2 separate regions of the Homo sapiens genome follow, and region 2 is linked to region 1. The links are chromatin loops, found by intact Hi-C in ENCODE. Cell type or tissue: PC-9. All regions are shown on one strand. Links, peaks and the distances in the headings refer to the core of each region. The heading gives the core; the rest is flanking DNA.

The links. Hi-C counts contacts between places; a loop is a spot of excess contacts. Peaks named below come from ENCODE experiments on the same cell type or tissue, not always from the same donor. Only the 100,000 strongest peaks of a DNase experiment are listed, where the experiment ranks them.
Region 2: a loop joins it to region 1, with 13 times the contacts of the local background. A loop is called at or near these places in 18 of 110 quality-filtered maps.

The regions. Positions count from the first base shown.
Region 1 is chr12:48,790,342-48,800,333 of GRCh38, forward strand. It overlaps ADCY6-DT (ADCY6 divergent transcript), which reads left to right. Exons shown (of 3, transcript NR_110019.1): 3 at 1-194. Among named protein-coding and RNA genes, the nearest start is that of ADCY6-DT, 6.2 kb to the left of the region's middle. RefSeq lists a silencer at 5,525-5,819. In PC-9, for the core only: CTCF peaks have their summits at 5,690 (motif pointing left) and 5,894; DNase peaks (open chromatin) are centred at 4,670, 5,630 and 6,810; H3K27ac peaks cover 2,036 bases.
Region 2 is chr12:48,537,243-48,547,234 of GRCh38, forward strand. No RefSeq gene overlaps it. Among named protein-coding and RNA genes, the nearest start is that of OR8S1, 17 kb to the left of the region's middle. RefSeq lists a silencer at 5,183-5,292. In PC-9, for the core only: a CTCF peak has its summit at 5,261 (motif pointing right); a DNase peak (open chromatin) is centred at 3,319; H3K27ac peaks cover 1,946 bases; H3K27me3 peaks cover 387 bases.

The DNA of each region.
Region 1 (9,992 bases), core at 930-8,929:
AAGACTCAAGTCTTGTCCACTCCAAATCACCACTGGGATTCCTAAGTCCAGGACAGAGCTTCAGGCAAGGAAAAGAAGAGTTGGGAAAGCCAGTTTCCAACATTTATCAGCCACGTGTACCTGCAAACTATATACCTTGGGTAAATCATCAATCTCTTGAAATGGGAATAAAACCATCTGCCTTGTCTTTCTTACAGGGTTTTCAGAATCAGATAGAGAAATGTTTGTTATAATGTTTGAAAATGGGAAAGTGGTACTTTCTCATTTCTCAGTTGTGCAGGCCTGGCCTGCAATTTGATCTTTGGGGCCTCTTTGCCTGACTTCTCACTTCAAAATTTCCTTAAAAATTGTTTTTGCTGGCCGGGCGCGGTGGCTCACGCCTGTAATCCCAGCACTTTGGGAGGCCGAGGCGGGTGGATCACAAGGTCAAGAAATCGAGACCATTCTGGCCAACATGGTGAAACCCCGTCTCTATTAAAAATTAGCTGGGCGTGGTGGCGGGCACCTGTAGTCCCAGCTACTCGAGAGGCTGAGGCAGGAGAATCGCTTGAACCCGGGAGGCGGAGGTTGCAGTGAGCCGAGATCACGCCATTGCACTCCAGCCTGGGAGACAGAGCGAGACGCCGTCTCAAAAAAAAAAAATTGTTTTTGCTATCAAAATTTCCTCTTCAAAATACCTGAATCAGGTTATCTACCACTTACGCTTAGAATAATGTGCTCATGAGCCACATGGGGAAAATGCAAAAAACAATTGAGATAAATATGCGTTAAAAAATGAAATTTTAGGCCGGGTGCGGTGGCTCATGCCTGTAATCCCAGCACTTTGGGAGGCTGAGGCGGGCGGATCACAAGGTCAGGAGATCAAGATCATCCTGGCTAACACAGTGAAACCCCATCTCTACTAAAAACACACAAAAAATTAGCTGGGCGTAGTGGGGGGCGCCTGTAGTCCCAGCTACTCGGGAGGCTGAGGCAGGAGAATGGCGTGAACCCGGGAAGCGGAGCTTGCAGTGAGCGGAGATTGCGCCACTGCAGTCCGCAGTCCGGCCTGGGCGACAGAGCGAGACTCCGTCTCAAAAAAAAAAAAAAAAATTAAATTTTAGCTGGGCATGGTGGCTCATTCCTTTAATCCCAGCACTTTGGAAGGCCAAGGCAGGCAGATCACGAGGTCAGGAGTTTGAGACCAGCCTGACCAAAATGGTGAAACCCCGTCTCTACTAAAAATACAAAAATTATTGGGGAGTGGTGGCGCGCGCCTGTAATCCCAGTTACTAGGGAGGCTGAGGCAAGGGAATCGCTTGAACCTGGGAGGCGGAAGTTGCAGTGAGCTGAGATTGCGCCACTGCACTCCAGCCTGGGCAACACAGCAAGACTCTGTCTCAAAAAAAAAAAAAAATTAGCCCAGCGTGATGATACGTGCTTATAGTCCCAGCACCTTCCAGGCTCAAGTGATTCTCCTGTGTCAGCCTCCCGAGTAGCTGGGATTACAGGCGCCCACCACCACACCTGGCTAATTTTCGTATTTGTAGTAGAGAGACGGTTTCTCCATATTGGCCAGGCTGGTCTCAAACTCTTGACCTCAGGTGATCTAACTGCCTCAGCCTCCAAAAGTGCTGGGATTACAGCCGTGAAGCCACCGTGCCTGGCCTTAGAATCTTTTTTTTTTTCTTGAGACCGAGTTTCGTTCTGTTGCCCAGGCTAGAGTGCAGTGGCACGATCTCTGCTCACTGCAGCTTCTGCCACCTGAGTTCAAGTGATTCTCCTGCCTTAGCCTCCCCAGTAGCTGGGATTACAGGTGCATGCCGGACATGAATATTAGAGTCTTAAGTTCCGACAGGGCAGGGCCACCATCAAATCTATTTCTAGCACTACAGAATATTAGGACTTTTTTTTTTTTTTTTGAGACAGGGTCTTGCTCTGTTGCCCAGGCTGGAGTGCAATGGCACGATCTCGGCTCACTGTAACCTCTGCCTCCTGAGTTCAAGCGATTCTACGTCAGCCTCCCAAGTAGCTGAGACTACAGGCGCTTGCCACCATGCCCGGCTAATTTTTGTATTTTTAATAGAGACAGGTTTCACCATGTTGTCCAGGCTGGTCTCAAACTCGAGCTCAAGCAATCCACCCGTTGTGGCCTACCAACGTGTTGGGATTACAGGCATGAGCCACCGCGCATGGCCAATTGGAAGGTTTTAACTCTGACAAAGAGAAGAAAGAGAGAGGCAGTCAGCAGGAACTGTATTTCTCCACGTCTAGCTTGCTTGATCTCAACGACCTTTTTTTTTTTTTTTTAATAATACAGACCATAGTCACAAGAGTGATGTATTTTCAATCTCTCATTTTCAGGAAGAGGAAACTCTTACAAGCAGAATGTATTATATGTAAGTGTAAGCTTCACACAGCCAAAAGTGTATCTGGACAACACTCTATACATAAGCAGTGTTGAAAACACCCTGCAATGTAACTAACGGATAGGCTTGAGTGCCCTGAGCCTTCCTTGGGTTGTTTGGGTTACAGCTAAACTAGCCTCTGCCTACGCCCTTTTACAAAGCAAAGATTCCTTTTACAATGCAAACAACCATTCCCTAGCTTTTCTGTCTTAAAGATCAAAAGTCTGCACAATTTGGCCAGGCGCGGTGGCTCACGCCTGTAATCCCAGCAATTTGGGAGGCCGAGGCGGGAGGATCACCTGAGGTCAGGAGTTCATGACCAGCCTCAACATGGAGAAACCCCGTCTCTACTATAAAAATACAAAATTAGCCGGGCATGGTGGTGCATGCCTGTAATCCCAGCTACTCGGGAGGCTGAGGCAGGAGAATTGCTTGAACCTGGAAGGCGGAGGTTGCGGTGAGCCAAGATCGCGCCATTGCACTCCAGCCTGGGCAACGAGAGCGAAACTCCGTCTCAAAAAAAAAAAAAAAGAAAAAACACCAAAAGTCTGCACATTTTATTTTCTGAAAGTAAGAAAGACATATAAAAACAATTCACAGCTGGGTGCGGTTGCTGGTGCCTGTAATCCCATCACTTTGGGAGGCCAAGGCGGGCAGATCACCTGAGTCAGGAGTTTGAGACCAGCCTGCCCAACAAGGTGAAACCCCGTCTCTCCTAAAACTACAAAAATTAGCCCGGTATAGTGACACGCGCCTGTAGTCCCAGCTACTGGGGAGGCTGACGCAGGAGAATAGCTTGAACTCGGGAGGCAGAGGTTGCAGTGAGCCGAGATTGCACCACTGCACTACAGCCTGGGGAACAGAGTGAGACTCCGTCTCAAAAAACAAAACAAAACAAAAAAAACACATTCATTCAATCTAGCAAATATGCCTTGTCCGTTTCACTACCCCTAACATCACTGCTGCTACCACCACCACCACCATCACCACTCCAGAGACTCACAACCCCTTCTACTTCCAGGGTTGGAATAGGCTCTGGCCAACTCCATTTCCACCGCCACCACCACCACTACCCTTGAGAATGGGCTCAACTCCAGGGGGATACAAAATCCCTTCCCCATCCCCTTAGATCCATTATTCATTCATCCCATATTTATTTATTTATTTATTTATTTATTTATTTATTTTTGAGATGGAGTCTCGCCCTGTCACCTACTCTCGCTACTATGTGTTAGGCACTCTTCTATTAATAGGTGCTGAGGATACAGTAATTGAACTCAGCAGACAGAGTTCCTAGTCTCATTAAGCTTACCTTCTAGTGGGAGGAAACAAGAAATAAATGAATAGATGAGGCTGGGCATGGCAGCTCACACCTGCAATCCCAGCACTTTGGGAGGCTGAAGCACAAGGATCACTTGAGCCCAAGAGTTTGAGACCAGCCTGGGCAACATGGTGAGACCCCATCTCTACAAAAAAAAATTATTTAAAAACTTATGAAAAAATGATGAGCCAGGTGCAGTGTCTCATGCCTATAATCCCAGCACTTTGGCAGGAGGATTGCTTGAGCTCAGGAGTTTGAGACCAGCCTGGTCAACATAGCGAGACCTCATCTCGACTAAAAAATTTTAAAAATTAGCCAAGTGTGGTGCTGTGCACCTGTGGTTCCAGCTTACTCAGGAGGCTGAGGCAGGAGGATCACTTGAGCCCAGGAGGGCAAGGTTGCAGTGAGCCGTGATTGCACCACTGCACTCCAGCCTGGGTGACAGACCGAGACACTGTCTCAAAAAAAAACAAAACAAAAAAAAGAATAAGCTGGGCATGGTGGCTCATGCCTGTAATCCCAGCACTTTGGGAGGCCAAAGCTGGTGGATTGCAAGGTCAGGAGTTCAAGACGAGCCTGGCCAACATGGTGAAACCCCATCTCTACTAAAAATACGAAAATTAGCCGGGTGTGTGTAATCCCAGCTACTCAGCAGGCTGAGGCAGGATAATTGCTTGAACCCTGGAGGCGGAGGTTGCAGTGAGCTGAGATCCTGCCACTGCACTCCAGCCTGGGTGACAAAGCAAGGCTCCATCTCGGGAAAAAAAAAAAAGAATAGATGAGAAGATAGTTGATGATAAGTGCTATGATGACAATTAGAACCCAGGATCGATAGGAAGTGACTGGGGTAGAAACCTAGGTATGGCTGTCAAGAAAGGTCCCTATAAGGAAGTGCTATGTACATGCAGACCTGAATGACAAGGAGTCAGCCATGCAAAGAATCTGGGTAAAGAGCATTTCAGAGGGAACAGCTAATGCAAAAGCCCTAAGGCAATAGCAAGCTCACGGTGCTTAAGAAACAGAAAGTCAGTGAGGCTGAAGCCCATGTGTTGAAGGAAGAAAGTATAAGATGAGGTCAGAAAGGGAGGCATGCCCTAGCTAGTGGAGAAGCTCTTAGGCCAGGGAAAGGAGTTTGGATTTCATTGAAAGTGTAATGAGAAGCCTTTGGAAGGTGTTAAGCTCAGAAGTGGCACGATCTGATTTATGGTTTTAAAGGATCATGGTAGCTGCTGAGTGGAGAATAAATTGTGGGATCAAGGGATGCAAGGGAAACCACTTAGAAAGCTATTATAGTGGTCCAGGTGGAAACAGTGGCTTGGACAAGGATGGTGATAGAGGGCGGGGCTGCTGAGAAGTGGAAGGACTCAGGAAATGTTTTGGAGTTGGAGTACCCTAATGACCTGCCTTGGCTCTCTCTGCATGGTTTATGCATATCAAATAATTATCAACAATCGACAAATATTTATTGAGTTCCTACCACGTCCCAGGCGCTGTGCTACGCACTGGAAGTTACAGCCCAGAGGAGAAGGCCCACTCCACCTCCTTCTGCCCTACTGCCATAGGAGCTCTAGTTTGAGGAAGCTACTGCCCATCCCAACCTCACCCCATTTGCAGGGCGAGAGGCACACCCATTACCCCACCCTACCCACCCCTGCACTCTATTCCAATGCCGATCTGGAACTGATGGGGTGGGGGCAGTATTTACAGTTGGAGAATTGATGCCATAAAAAGAAGAGTCCAAAGTCCTCTTAAAGGTCTCAGAGCAAAGACCAGGAGAGCCCAAAGCTTCCAGAGTGGAGAGGGAGTACAGCTAGGGCCATGAGGATGAGGCAACTCTTGGTGCCCACACCACTGCTAGTCCTTCTCTGGGTTTCCAGAGCCCAGACTTCCTCAGTCTTCACTATCCCATTCCGCCAGCACCTATTCCCTCGTCCCCACCTTAGTAAATGTCTGGGTCTTGTATGCCCTCTGGTGGCACAATCATGGTACTGCAGCCCATAGTTAGTTCCCAACTTTTCGCTACTCAATCTATAGTCTTCTCTGGCTCACGGCTCCTAGGGGCAGTATGGGAAATTCTGGAAATCAGGGAAGGGCTGGAACACTGGTCTCTGGGTGTTGGAGGGATGAGCGCACCCTCCATCTAGTTTTATACGCAATGCCAGATTCGTCTTTTATGAGTTGAATTAACCATGTTTGAGCACCTACTGTGAACTGATCCCAGTCACCAACCCGCTGACCCAAGCTCAGATGACTGGCCACTCCTACCAAAAGCTTAGAGTCTGGAGCTGGGGGGTGTGAAGAAGCAAGAGCGGTTTAGAATTCATTCTGCTTTCAGCAGCAGTGTCAGAAGCCCGAACTTGACCCTCCTATCATTCCTGCTGCCTAATTTCTCTTTGTTCCTGCCTGTTTTTTACGCCTTATACTCTTGCCTTTCTATCAGTTCTGTGAGCAAGTTATTCACTATCCTTCCAACAAATGTCATTTCTGCTCCCATTAGTTGGAGTCTGTTTCTGTTTTTACAATCAAGATGACTGGTATGTGTTGGGCAATTCATCAAGCCTTTCTGGGCCTTAGTTTCCCCCTTAGTAAAAAAGGGAGGATAGCAATGACTTCCATGCACAAGGCCATTTTTATTAAACAAGTGTATTAGTTCTCTATTGCTGCGTAACAAATTACCACACATTTAGCAGCCTAAAGCAACACACGTTTACTGTTTCATAGTTTCTGCCTATCAGGAGACTGAGCATAGCTCAGTGGGGTCCTCTACTTCAAGGTCTCACAAAGCTACAAGCAAGATGTTAGCTGAGGCTTCAGTCTCATCTATGGTTGGAATAAGGAAGGATCCAATTCCAAGCTCATGTGGTCGTTGATAGGATTCAGTTCCATATGGGCTGGGCTGCTGGACTGAGGGCCTCAGGCACCTTTCCCTTAGGCCTCTGCCACATGGCAGCATGTCTTCATCCAAGCCAGCAAGAAGAGATTCCGCTAGCAAACAGAAGTCAATGGTCTCTTATAGCCTCATTATAGAAGTGCCGTCCATCACCTTCTGATGGATCAGAAGTAAGTCTCTAGGCCAGCCCACAGTCAAGGGGAGGGGATTACTCAAGGGCATGAATACCAAGACGTGGGGATCATTTGTGGCCATCTCAGGTTTGCCTGTCACAATGTGGTAGCTGTTAGTCATCTTTCAAGGACTCCTCAAAATGCCACTTCCTTCTTGAGGGCTTTTTAAATTCTTCCCCCACCCAAACCCATCAAAGTTAACCCCTCTTACAAATGATGAAACTTGAAAGTGTGCTGGATATTAGATGGAATTATGTTTAATTGTGTTAGGGAAGGGTAATGTTATTTTTTTATTTTTTTATTTTTTTTTGAGACGGAGTCTCGCACTGTCACCCAGCTGAAGTTCAGTGGCAGGATCTCAGGTTCGCTGCAACCTCCATCTCCCGGGTTCAAGTGATTCTCCTGCCTCGGCCTCCTGAGTAGCTGGGATTACAGGCGCGTGCCACCAAGACCGGCTAATTTTTGTATTTTTAGTAGAGACAGGGTTTCACCATGTTGGTCAGGCTGTTCTTGAATTCCTGACCGCATGATCCGCCCGCCTGGGCCTCCCAAAGTGCTGGGATTACAGGCGTGAGCCACCGTGCCCGGCCGGGTAATGTTATTTTGACACTAAGAAATTCCCCCTAATTTTAACATTTATTTATTTATTTAAATTGACAAATAAAAATTATATATATGTACGTAAATTGTGTACAACATGTTTTGAAATATGTATACATTGTGAAATGGTTAAATCAAGCTAATTAACATATGCATCACTTCACATGCTTATCTTTTTTTTTTGGTGGTGAGAACACCTAAAATCTACTCTTTTAGCAATTTCAAGTATAAGATGCATTGCTATTAACTCTATTCACCACGTTGTGCAATAGATGTCTTGAACTTATTCCTCTCATCTAACAGATTTTGTATCCTTTGGCCAACTTCATTTCGGCCCAATCCTCCCACTCCCCAGCCTCCGGTAACTGCCATTCTACTTTTTCTACAAGTTCAACTTTCTAAGATTCCACGTATAAATGAGATCATGGCCAGGTGCAATAGCTCATGCCTGTAATCCCAGCACTTTGGGAGGCTAAGGCGGGCGGATCATGAGGTCAGGAGTTCGAGACCAGCCTGGCCAACACAGTGAAACCCCGTCTCTACTAAAAATACAAAAATTAGCCGGGTGTGGTGGCATGCACCTGTAGTACCAGCTGCTTGGGAGGCTGAGGCAGGAGAATCATTTGAACCCAGGAGGTGGAGGTTGCAGTGAGCCAAGACCACACCATTGCACTCCAGCCTAGGTGACAGAGAGATTCCGTCTCAAAAAAAAAAAGAGATCACATGGCATTTGTCTTTCTGTGCTGGGCTCATTTCACTTAGCATAATATCCTCCAGGTTCATCCATATTGCCATAAATTGCAAAATTTCATTCTTTTTTATGGCTGAATATTATTACATAATATATATACTGTATACTGCATTTTCTTTATCCATTTTTCTGTTGATGGACACTCAGGGTGATTCCATATCTTGGCTATTGTGTGTGTTGTTTTTTGTTTTTTTTGTTTTTTTTTTCTGAGACGGAGTCTCGCTCTGTCGCCCAGGCTGGAGTGCAGTGGCACAACCTTGGCTCACTGCAACCTCTGCCTCCTGGGTTCAAGCAATTCTCCTGCCTCAGGCTCGTGAGTAGCTAGGCGCTCGCCACCACGCCAGGCTAATTTTTGTATTTTTAGTAGAGACGAGGTTTCACCATATTGGTCAAGCTGGTCTTGAACTCCTGGCCTTGTGATCTGCCTGTCTTGGCCTCCCAAAGTGTTGGGATTACAGGCATGAGCCACTGCGCCTGGCCTTTTTTTTTTTTTTTTTTTTTTTTTTTTTTTTTTTTTAATAAGGACAGATCTTGCTTTGTTGCCCAGGCTGGAGGGCAGTGGCTATTCACAGGCATGATCATAGTGCCCTGCAGCTTCCAACTCCTGGACTCAAGCAATCCTCCTGCCTCAGCTTTCCAGAGTAGCTGGGACTATAGATGTGAGCCACTGTGCCCAGTTACTATATCTTGGCTATTGTGAATAAAGCTGCAATAAATATGGGAGTGCAGATATCTCTTCAACATACTGGTTTTATTTCTTCAGATATATACCCAATAGTGGGATTGCCAGATCATATGGTGGTTGAAATATGTTCTTTCTGAGTGATACTACTGAAGTATTTCTTGGTGGACTATCATGATGCCCACACTTTTCTTTAAGATATTTTACTCAAAAAAGAAAAAAAAAAAAAAAAGGCCAGGCATGGTGGCTCACACCTGTAATCCCAGCACTTTGGGAGGCCAAGGTGGGTGGATGGCTTGAGGGCAGGAGTTCAAGACCAGCCTGGCCAACATGTCGAAACTCCGTCTCTACTAAAAATACAAAAATTAGCTGGGTGTGGTGGTACACACCTGTAACCCCAGCTACTCAGGAGGCTGAGGCACGAGAATCGCTTGAACCCAGGAGACGGAAGATGTAGTGAGCCGAGATCACGCCACTGCACTCCAGACTGGGCAACAGCGCAAGACTCCACCTCAAAAGAAAAAAAAAAGATATTTTAGAGTAGTAAGGAGAGGGTCATAGGGACATCCTCCCTTTTACTCCCAGTCTCCTTGGCTAAATAGTTGCCATGGAAAAAGTAGATTTTGCTCTTTCCAGAAGTGGTCCAGGAAGCCAGCTCTGTATATGTGTGTAAGAGGTGAGAGAGACTGAAAAGATTAACAATATCAAACTTTCTCATCTCACAAGCCTCAAAGGGCCTGTATGTGAGTGCAGATAACTGAAATCGGTTATCTCCCTGATCCTTGCCGGCATATCACACAAATGTTTGGGAGTAACACTGGGGACAAGGGTCGTCTCCCCCCCACCCCGCCCCCACACTGGAAGTTTTATTTCTTTAGGATTCTATCCCAACCACTCGCTTAAAAATCAAGTAACACAGACCTGAGGGGTAGGAGCTGGGGACTGCACCTCCCTGCTACTCATGGAGGACAGCAGTGCGAACGAGGGAGGGGCAGGAGAGGCGGCTGAAGCAAGGCAGCAGCAGAGGTAACGGGGCCACGACCTCAGAGAACCAGCTCCGTCCTCTCCCAGACCCTGGCTGGAGCCCCTATGGCTTGGGGTGGGGAGTGGGAGTACCCACCCCAGGCCCTCCCCTTCCTTCCTCAGACAGCCTCCTTGAGGGCTCAAGCCATTTCTTCTGGCAGGAGA
Region 2 (9,992 bases), core at 915-8,914, 250 kb before region 1:
CTTCACAGAATTAGAAAAAGCAATTGTGAAATTCATATGGAACCAAATAGAGCCCAAACAGCCAAAGAATCTGGAGGATAAAGAACAAAGCAGCCCACATCACATTACCTGATGTCAAAATATATTACAACACTATAGTAACCAAACAGCATGGTATTGGTATAAAAATAGACACATAGACCAATGGAACAGAATAGAGAACCCAGAAATAAAGCCACAAATTTATAGCCAACTGATTTTGACAAAGCCAGCTAGAACTTACATTATGGAAAGGACACCATTTTGAATAAAAAGTGCTGAAAAAATTAGATAACCATATGCAGAAGAATGAAACTGGACCTATATCTCTCACCATATACAAAAATCAACTCAAAATAGATTAAAGACTTAAATTAAAAGACCGAAACTAGGCCAGGCACAGTGGCTCATTCTTGTAATCCCAGCACTTTGGGAGGCCGAGGCAGGCATATCACTTGAGCTCAGGAGTTCGAGACCAGCCTGGGCAACATGGCAAAATGTTGTCTCTACAAAAAGTATAAAAATTAGCCAAGCATGGTGGTGTATGTCTGTAATCCCAGCTATTCAGGGGGCTGAGGCAGGAGGATCGCTTGAGCCCGGGTGGTCAAGGCTGTAGTGAGCTGCAGTGGTGCCACTGCACTCACCCTGGGTGACAGAGCAAGACCCTGTCTCAAAAAAAAAAAAAAAAAGAAAACCTAGGAAAAACTCTTCTGGGCATTGGTCTAGGCAAAGAATTCATGACTAAGACCTCAAAAGCACAAGCAACAAAAACAAAAATAAATAAATGAGATTTAATTAAACTAAAAAGCTTCTGCAAAGCAAAAGAAATAACCAACACATGAACAGACAACCTGCAGAATGCAAGAAAGTATTTGCAAACTATGCATTCAACAGGGTATTAATATTCAGAATGTACAAGGAATGCAAACAACAACAACAAAAACAAATAATCCTATTTAAAAGTGGGCAAATGGCCAGGTGCAGTGGCTCATGCCTGCAATCCCAACACATCTGGACATCGAGGCAGGAGGATCACTTGAGCCGGGAGTTCAAGACCAGCCTGGGCAATGTAGCAAGACCCCGTCTCTATTAAAATTAAAAAGTTAGCTGGGCATGGTGGTGTGAGTCTGTGGTTCCAGCTACTGGGGAGGCTGAGGTGGGAGGATCACTTGAGCCCAGGAGGTTGAGGGTGCAGTGAGCTATGATTGCACTACTGCACTCCAGTCTGGGTGACAGAGCAAGACTCTATCTCAAAAAAAAAAAAAAAGTGAAAGAAGGATGTAAATAGATATTTTGCAAAAGAAGACATATGAATGGCCAACAAGTATAGGAAAAAATGCTCAACGTCACTCATCATCAGAGAAATACAAATTAAAATTGCAATAAGATATCATCTTACACCAGTCAGAATGGCTAGAATTCAAAGGACAAAAAATAACTGATGTTGGTGAGGATGCAGAGAAAAGGGAATGCTTATACACTGTTGGTGGGAATGTAAATTAGTACAACCTCTATGAAAAGCAGTATGGAGATGATGGATATGTTAATTAGCTCCATTACGGTGATTATTTCACAATGTATACATATATCAAAATATCAGTTTGCATATCTTAAATATATACAATTTTTGTTCATCAATTATACCTCATAAAAGCTGGGGGGAAGGATGTATTGGTGTATTTAATGAAATATTGAAAAGACATTTATTTTTCCTATTTAAGAATGAGGATATACAAGGAGGCTGCATGCCTTCAGATGACCCCTCAACGCAGTCACTGTGCCTAGGTATCTGTGTTTACATCTCAGACCCATAGGAATGACCCCACAAAAACACTGAATCTCATTTGAAAAGAATTACAAGTGTTTGGGGTGGGGATAAGTGTCAGAAGGGAGAGGAAATAAGGCAGGCAATCACTGACTCCCTTCTGATCCAGTGATACCATACTATATGTGATACAAGTGGTTTGGGAATAGAATTCAGTAGACATTTCAGAAGGGTCAGGCTTCTCTACTTAACTCTGACTTATTACAATAGCCCTAGAACTCAAGTGGTGGAACAATCAATAGTTTAGGTTAAGTATCCTTTCCCTTTACACAGAAAGTATCCATCAAACTCCAAAGGAAAGGAAAATGGTGGAAAGGCTAAATTAGCATGACTAGCAATCGTGGGAGTTCTCTTGCTGCCACCACTCTTAAGCCTTGGCTTCACCTCTGTTCCCACTCAGGTTGGTCCCTAAAGAGTACATGAAAAGAGAAATGAGAAGTGGACTTGGGCAGAAAAATGAGCATAGCTAAATGAGCTAAATGGTAAGCATCATGTTTTCATTCCCCAAAACATGTCCTCTCTCTTTCTTATCATCATAAGGTTAGTTGGGACCCAGAAAAATGGCAAGTCCCTTGAGAACTTCCCTGCAAAATATGGTGCAACCACTATGAACAAGAAATGGAAGAATGAATTGTACAGGTATAAGAGGTAAGAGATCCTTTCCTGAGTTCCCCTTAGCCTTAGAATGACAGGGGAAGGCAGTGACTACTAGTAGGGCAAGAATGTCAGCTTACAGGCCGGGTGCGGTGGCTCCTACCTGTAATCCCAGCACTTTGGGAGGCTGAGGAGGGCAGATCATGAGGTCAGGAGTTCAAGATCAGCCTGGCGTGTATGGCGAAACCCCGTCTCTACTAAGAATACAAAAATTAGCCGGGCATGGTAACGCACACCTGTAGTCCCAGCTACTCGGGACGCTGAGGCAGAAGAATCGCTTGAACCCGGGAGGCGGAGGTTGCAGTGAGCCAAGATTGCGCCACTGCACTCCAGCCTAGGTGACAGAGGGAGATTCCATCTCAAAAAAAAAAAAAAAAAAAGAATGTCAGCTTACGAGAGAGTTAGCAGCCCACTGTAGTATACTATAAGACACATATTGCAGCTGTAAGATTAATGATAACCATAAGGCCCACTCAAACATCTCACAGGACCTACACTATATATGATGATGCAACTTGTCCTAGTAATACTCTGGCCAGAGTTGGAAATCCCCAGGCCACCTTGCATCATACTGCTAAGTGACATATAGTGTGGGCCATGTGTGATATTTGAGTGGGCCTTATGGTTATTGTTAATCTTGTAGCCACAGTATGTCTCTAATAGTATACTACACCCACAAAGGGTCTTATGACCAGAACAAAAGGAAATTGACTTAGCAAATATGCCTTGGACAGCCTTGCCAGCAACTGGATAAGGATCATCTACGCCATGCTAGATTACCAGGAGAGAGAGGGCCACACCTGAGGGCCAGAGGGGATGAGTCACATGTGGAGCAGGAAATCAGCATAGAACCAAGGCAGGCCACCAGTGAGTAGATGCCTGTGGTCACCAACACCACAGTTACTCTAGGGTCAGCATAACATCAACCCCCAGTAAGAGACAAGAAGGGGAAAATCTTAATGTATAGTTATGAAACCTTAAATGACTGAGAAATCACAGAATTTTCCACTGAGTTCATACTTAACATGACTGAATTAAATTTTTGCTTCAGACATAAACAGAAGCTTGAAAGATAAATTAATACAGTTTGAGGATTCCTAATCCAAAATTCTCCAAAATTCAAAACTTTTTGAGCACCAACATGAAGCTCAAAGGAAATGCTCACTGGAGCATCTGAATTTTGGAATTTAAGATTAGGGATGCTCAGCTGGCAAGTGTGATGAAAATATTCCAAAATCTGAAAAACTGTGAAACCCAAAACATTCCCTCCCAAGCATTTTGGATGAGAGATACTCATCCAAAATGTGTATCTCCAAAATGTGTTTAAAATAAAATCATATTTTGCATACCTGAGTCTGTGGGCTAAAAAATTACAATACACCACTGATCAAGAAAATGCAAGTTAGACCAGGCACGGTGGCTCACACCTGTAATCCCAGCACTTTGGGAGGCTGAGGAGGGTGGATCACCTTAGGTCAGGAGTTTGAGACCAGGCTGGACAAAATGGTGAAACACTGTCTTTACTAAAAGTACAAAAAACTAGCCAGGCATGATGGCAGGCACCTGTAATCCCAGCCACTTGGAGGTTGAGCCATAAGAATCACTTGAACCTGGGAAGTGAAGGTTGCAGTAAGCTGAGATCACACCATTGCACTCCAGCCTGGGCGACAAGAGCAAAACTCCATCTCAAAAACAAAAAAAAAAGAAGAAAATGCAAGTTTGTGTTGACATTACCTTTACTCCCTGAGACATCTGTGTCTTTGGACAGGAGACAAAAATGATGAACTACCTAGTGTCTTTACAGATTTTCAGACAGAGTTCGAATTTTATCATTTTGTTGCTTGACTTCCACAATAATCAAGCTATAGATTATGAATTTTAAAAGTGTTACAATGCAGTCCTGCAAAGATAATGCAGGACTGCATGTGTTACAATGCAGTCCTGGTCACACACAGAAACCATCGAGGTGCTAAGGCAGCTGACTAAGCCTGTCTTGTATAATAGAATTCACCAGATATTGTGGGGAGAAGATGGAGAAGGCCTTGCTCTTACAGTTAGCTGAGCTCATTACCCATCGCTGATTCCTGATCTGAGGGTGAAGCAGGTCCTGGCATTACCTTATAGAGAGAGGACAGCTGGAACCCATGCCAGGTCTCACTGGACACCTTGTGTGAGACATCCTTTGGCTGTGACATTTCTCCTTACTTCAAGTTACTTCTGTGTTGTATCCTTTTCCCAAAGTAACCATAGGTTGGTAAGCATCATTATTTGGGGTCCTGTGAGGGACCAGAAGTGTTTTTGGACTTTGCAATTGAAGAAAAATTAGGTGTTTTGGACTTAGCCATTACTCTCTGCCTAACTGCTGCCATTAGTTCAGCCAGCCAGCATCATATGTGGGATTAGAAATTTGTCTCCCCAACTCATTTTTAGCTAAAACTATAACTAAGGCATTATTTAGATAGAAAAGGGGTGGTTCCGATAAAGAGGATGAAAATGAATCATTGACGCCATGTGGTTGGTTGCCTACTTGCCCTTAGTTTGAAGTAGCACATGCTTTGAAATCACTTGCTGATAATAAACCTTCCCAGTGAGATCTGAAAATTATAAAACTGAAACCTCAGGAGCTAGTAAAATGGATTGGCAGGAAATTTCAATCCAGTGGCAGGTCCACTAAAATTCAGTTCCACGGTTGCTGCATTAGCAAAGGTAAAAGGAAGCCCAAAGATCTCCTTTGGCTGAGCTTCACATTCTCTGGCCAGGAGACGGCGCTCCAACCAAAGGAAGCTGGGCAACCATAACCTGACACCGGGTTGTAACTATGAGACTAATTACTACTAAGAAGATATTTAGTTAAGTTGAAATGTATTTCTAATATGTAGGCAATTTTAATTTTGATGTAGTTGTTTAATTTTTCTGTAATTAATGGGCCATTGAAAATTGCATTCTTGTTAATTGTTGGAATTTTCTTACTGGCCTTACATGGCAAGTTTTGGTTATTCCTCAGCCATTATATATATATATATATGCCACCTTTTTATGGCAAAAATTACTTTTTGGTTGTAAAGTTGTTTATTCTGTGTTCTTTGCTAATAAAGATTTGTTATCGGCCGGGCATGGTGGCTCACACCTGTAATACTAGCACTTTGGGAGGCCAAGGGGAGCAGATCACGAGGTCATGAGATCGAGACCAACCTGGCCAATATGGTGAAACCCCATCTCTACTAAAATACAAAAAAAAAAAAAATTAGCTGGGCGTGGTGGCTCGTGCCTGTAGTCCCAGCTACTCAGGAGGCTGAGGCAGGAGACTCACCTGAACCTGGAGGTGGAGGTTGCAGTGAGCCAAGATCATGCCACTGCACTCCAGCCTGGTGAGAGAGCAAGACTCTGTCTCAAAAAAAAAAAAAAAAAAAAAAAAGACATTTCAAATGGGGCAAGCTGACTGATAATGGAAGGACGGCAAAAGGAAACATGAAAGTAAGGGGTTGTTAAGTGAAATCATTGAGACATTTTGTAGTGTTAAAAGCAGCTTCCCTTTGAGCCCTTGTTGAAATGGCTCCTGAGGGTTTTAGATCAAGGTGCAGTGTTCCTGTCCTTGAACACTGCTGAGTAGGGAAGAATGTTTGCCAGCTCCTAAGGGAATATTTGGGCTTACACTGGATCTTCAGTTGTCCGCTACCTTTGCAGGGACAGTTCATGGGGCAGCTGCTAGTTCACTAGACTGGATCAAGGGAAGGACGTGTCATACATACCCAGATTGTCTGAGCTCCTGGTTCTGATGTGTTTCACATACACATTGGTGGTTTCTAATCAAGAGAGTGAGCACATGCTAGTATGACCCTGTAGGGGGAAGAATATTGGAGCTCCCTCCAGGGCTGTCTCCAGGACTCCTTGATGGGAGGCAGCTTTTGGCTGTGGTGCATATCCTTACTTTAATGCTGTTGCTACATTTGTATCATTTTTCCTGCAAATCATAGATTTGTAAGCAACGTCATTTTGGGTCCCTGGAGTCTTCTTTATCAATGGAGTCCTGTCTAACTGTCATCATTAGTACAAAAAAACCTCTTACCCTCAGGAAGTCTGCAGTTTATTGGGAGCTGAATAGCAAGTGTGGGGTCAGCAAGGAGGCCCAGAAGGTTAGCAGGGAGGGTTTCTCATGAGCCAAGGGGAGAAATTGTAGGTTGGTCATTCAGACTGCAATGAAGTCTAAATGAGCTAGGGTTATTTTGCCCTAAGCCCATAACCAAAGAGCTTGCTGGGGATTTTGAGAAAGGCGGACATTAGAAGATATCTGGGTTTGAGGAAATTTTTTCTGGAGGGAGAATAAATCATAAGTACTCAAGGACTTGAATAAAGTCTCATAAAACTTCGAAGTGAAAATAATAGATTTTTCTATTAAATAATATAATTAGTATTTAATGGAATAAGCTAATGATATGCAAAATCAACTGAAGATGCAGCATGACTGACCATTAATATATCTAATATTATCTATATCTAACATGAACATGTCCCACCATACTCTCTAATCCCAAGTCCAAGGCTTTCCTGAGCTAAGCTGCAGCTACAGCAATCGGAAGGTGGGAGTGGTAAAGCCCCAGGTCCCATGGAAGTCCCGTCTGCAGCAGCAGCAGCAGCTGCTGCAGCGTGTGTGACCCTTTCTATCCGGGGGCTGAACATGGATGTTCCAGGAACATTAGCACTCGGGTGATGGATATACAGCTGAAAGGTTGGTATTGCCCCATGTAAATGCACCTCTCTATCTGACTCCCAAGCATCTAAGGAAGAACTAAAACAGAGGAAGTTTTCCCTGTCTTGAGGATGGGAAAGCATAAAACTGGAGTGCAGAGGTGGGTGCCTGGAAGTGGGACTGGCAACTTATCTGGTGCTACACTACAGGCGGAGATTCCCTTCTCTCATGAGACTGTTACCACTTAAAGAACTGAAATAGCCAGTCTTTTGCCACAATGAGCAAACGAAACAATAGTACAAACAGGCAATGAAAGACAACCATCAAGAGGAATAATCAGAACAACCCCATTAAAAAATGTTGAAGGAGATACACATGGACCAAAACAACTACCATGGAAAAAAATACATATATATATATAATGTTTTTGAGATGAAGTTTCACTCTTGTTGCCCAGGCTGGAGTGCAATGGCATGATCTTGGCTCACTGCAACCTCCATCTCCTGGGTTCAAGTGATTCTCCTGCCTCAGCCTCCTGAGTAGCTGGGATTACAGGCACCCACCACCATGCCCAGCTAATTTTTTGTATTTTTAGTAGAGATGAGGTTTACCTATGTTGGCCAGGCTGGTCTCAAACTCCTGACTTCAGGCAATCCACCTGCCTAGGTCTCCCAAAGTGCTGGGATTACTGCGCCTGGCCTGAAAAAAATATATATGAAGAGGAATTACAGATTCAAATACAGCACAATAAAAGGCATCCTGGAACCAGGAGCTCTGATTTTATTATCTTAAAACTCAGACTTCCAGTTTCCACTCAAAAACGCAGAGGGCTAGGCCAGGCATGGTGGCTCACGCCTGTAATCCCAGCAAATTGGGAGGCAGAGGCAGGCGGATCACCTGAGGTCAGGAGTTGGAGACCAGCCTGGCCAACATGGTAAAACCCCATCCCTACTAAAAATACAAAAATTAGCCAGGTGTGGTGGCATGAACCTGCGACCCAAGCTACTCAGGAGGCTGAGGCAGGAGAATCCCTTGAGCCTGGGAGATGGAAGTTGCAGTGAGCTGAGATCGTGCCACTGAACTCCAACCTAGGTGACAGAGCAAGACTCTGTCTCAAAAAAAAAAAAAAAAAAAAAAAAAAGGAGAGGGCTGGAAAGATGTCACTCCCACTCTTATTTAAAAAAAAAAAAAAAAAAAAAGCTGAACAAACTGAAAATCAGTAACTTTTCTTGGACCATAAGAGAACTGAGGTCACAGGGCAGATGGCCATACAGAAATCAATCTGGAGAGGCAGGTTCCTGCAAGGAGACACTGAACCTGAGCATTTGCTTACCTAGGACAGAAGCTGCTGGGTGTTATGTAAAGAAGTAGGAAGATTAAACTGGAAATTTTGACAAATTGCTGGTGACTGAGTGTATGGTAGTATGAGACTTTGAAGTTCCTGAGGGTCACAATCATAGAGGGGTTCCCAACTTTTTCCAGCCTTTTCCTCCAGGAGCTCCATGAGGCTCTCAAGAAAATCTCTCCCCATAGTTCTAGCTGGGGTAGGAGAACAGAAGCCACTGTTAAATCCTCCCAGACCCGGTTCTCTTGTCTCCCGTATAGAACAAAAGGCTAAACCAGAAGCAGGTAATTCATCAAAGCCCCTACTCTGAGGGTACTGGCGCAATCCCACTGTAGCCAGGAAAACAGATTCAAAACCTTACCCTGAGGAAACTGGTGAATATGTAAAGGCAAAGGTACTAGAATAAGCCCAAACAATTCTGAGAAAAAACAACAAAATTGGAAGATTCACATTATCCAATTCTAAGAATTACTATACAGTTATGGTAATCAAGACTATTGTACCACACATACACAATGGAGTCTATTCAGCCATTAAAAAGACTGAGATCCAGTCATTTGTAACAGCATGGATGGAACTGGAGATCATTATGTAACGTGAAATAACCCAGGCACAGAAAAACAAACATTGCATGTTGTCATTTATTTGTAGGATCTAAAAATCAAAACAATTGAACTCATGAACATAGAGTAGAAGGATGGCTACCAGAGGCTGGGAAGGGTAATATAGGAAATATAGGAAAGCTTATTTCTTTTTCTTTTTAATTTTATTTTCTTATTTCTCTGATTTCTGCCTCAAAAGTATTGCCACGTGGTTACAGGTTATGCTCCCAAGGACATGAAACAAGACGGAGTCCTGTACCCAGTTTGTTACTGATCGTTTTGCTGGGCTGGCTTGAACAGCAGGCTTATGGGGTCCTGGGACTGCTTCCTAAACTAAGATACTCTTTCTTTGACAGAACCAACGAGAAAGACATGCAAAGCACACCAGATAGTCTACAGCTTACAACCAACCTCACAAATTCTTTGTCATTAATTATAAATTTACAAAGAATATAAACAATGATTCTTTTTTTTTTTTCTTGCCGTTGTATACTGGATTTATTTTTTTTTTCTTTTTTTATTGTACTTTAAGTTTCAGGGTACATGTGCACAATGTGCAGGTTTGTTACATATGTATACATGTGCCATGTTCGTGTGCTACACCCATTAACTCGTCATTTACATTAGGTATATCTCCTAATGCTATCCCTCCCTCCTCCCCCCACCCCAAGACAGGTCCCGGTGTGTGATGTTCCCCACCCTGTGTCCATGTGTTCTCATTGTTCAATTCCCACCTATGAGTGAGAACATGAGGTGTTTGAGTTTCTGTCCTTGCAATAGTTTGCTCAGAATTATTATTTCCAGTTTCATCCATGTCCCTACAAATGACATGAACTCATCAGTTTTTATGGCTGCATAGTA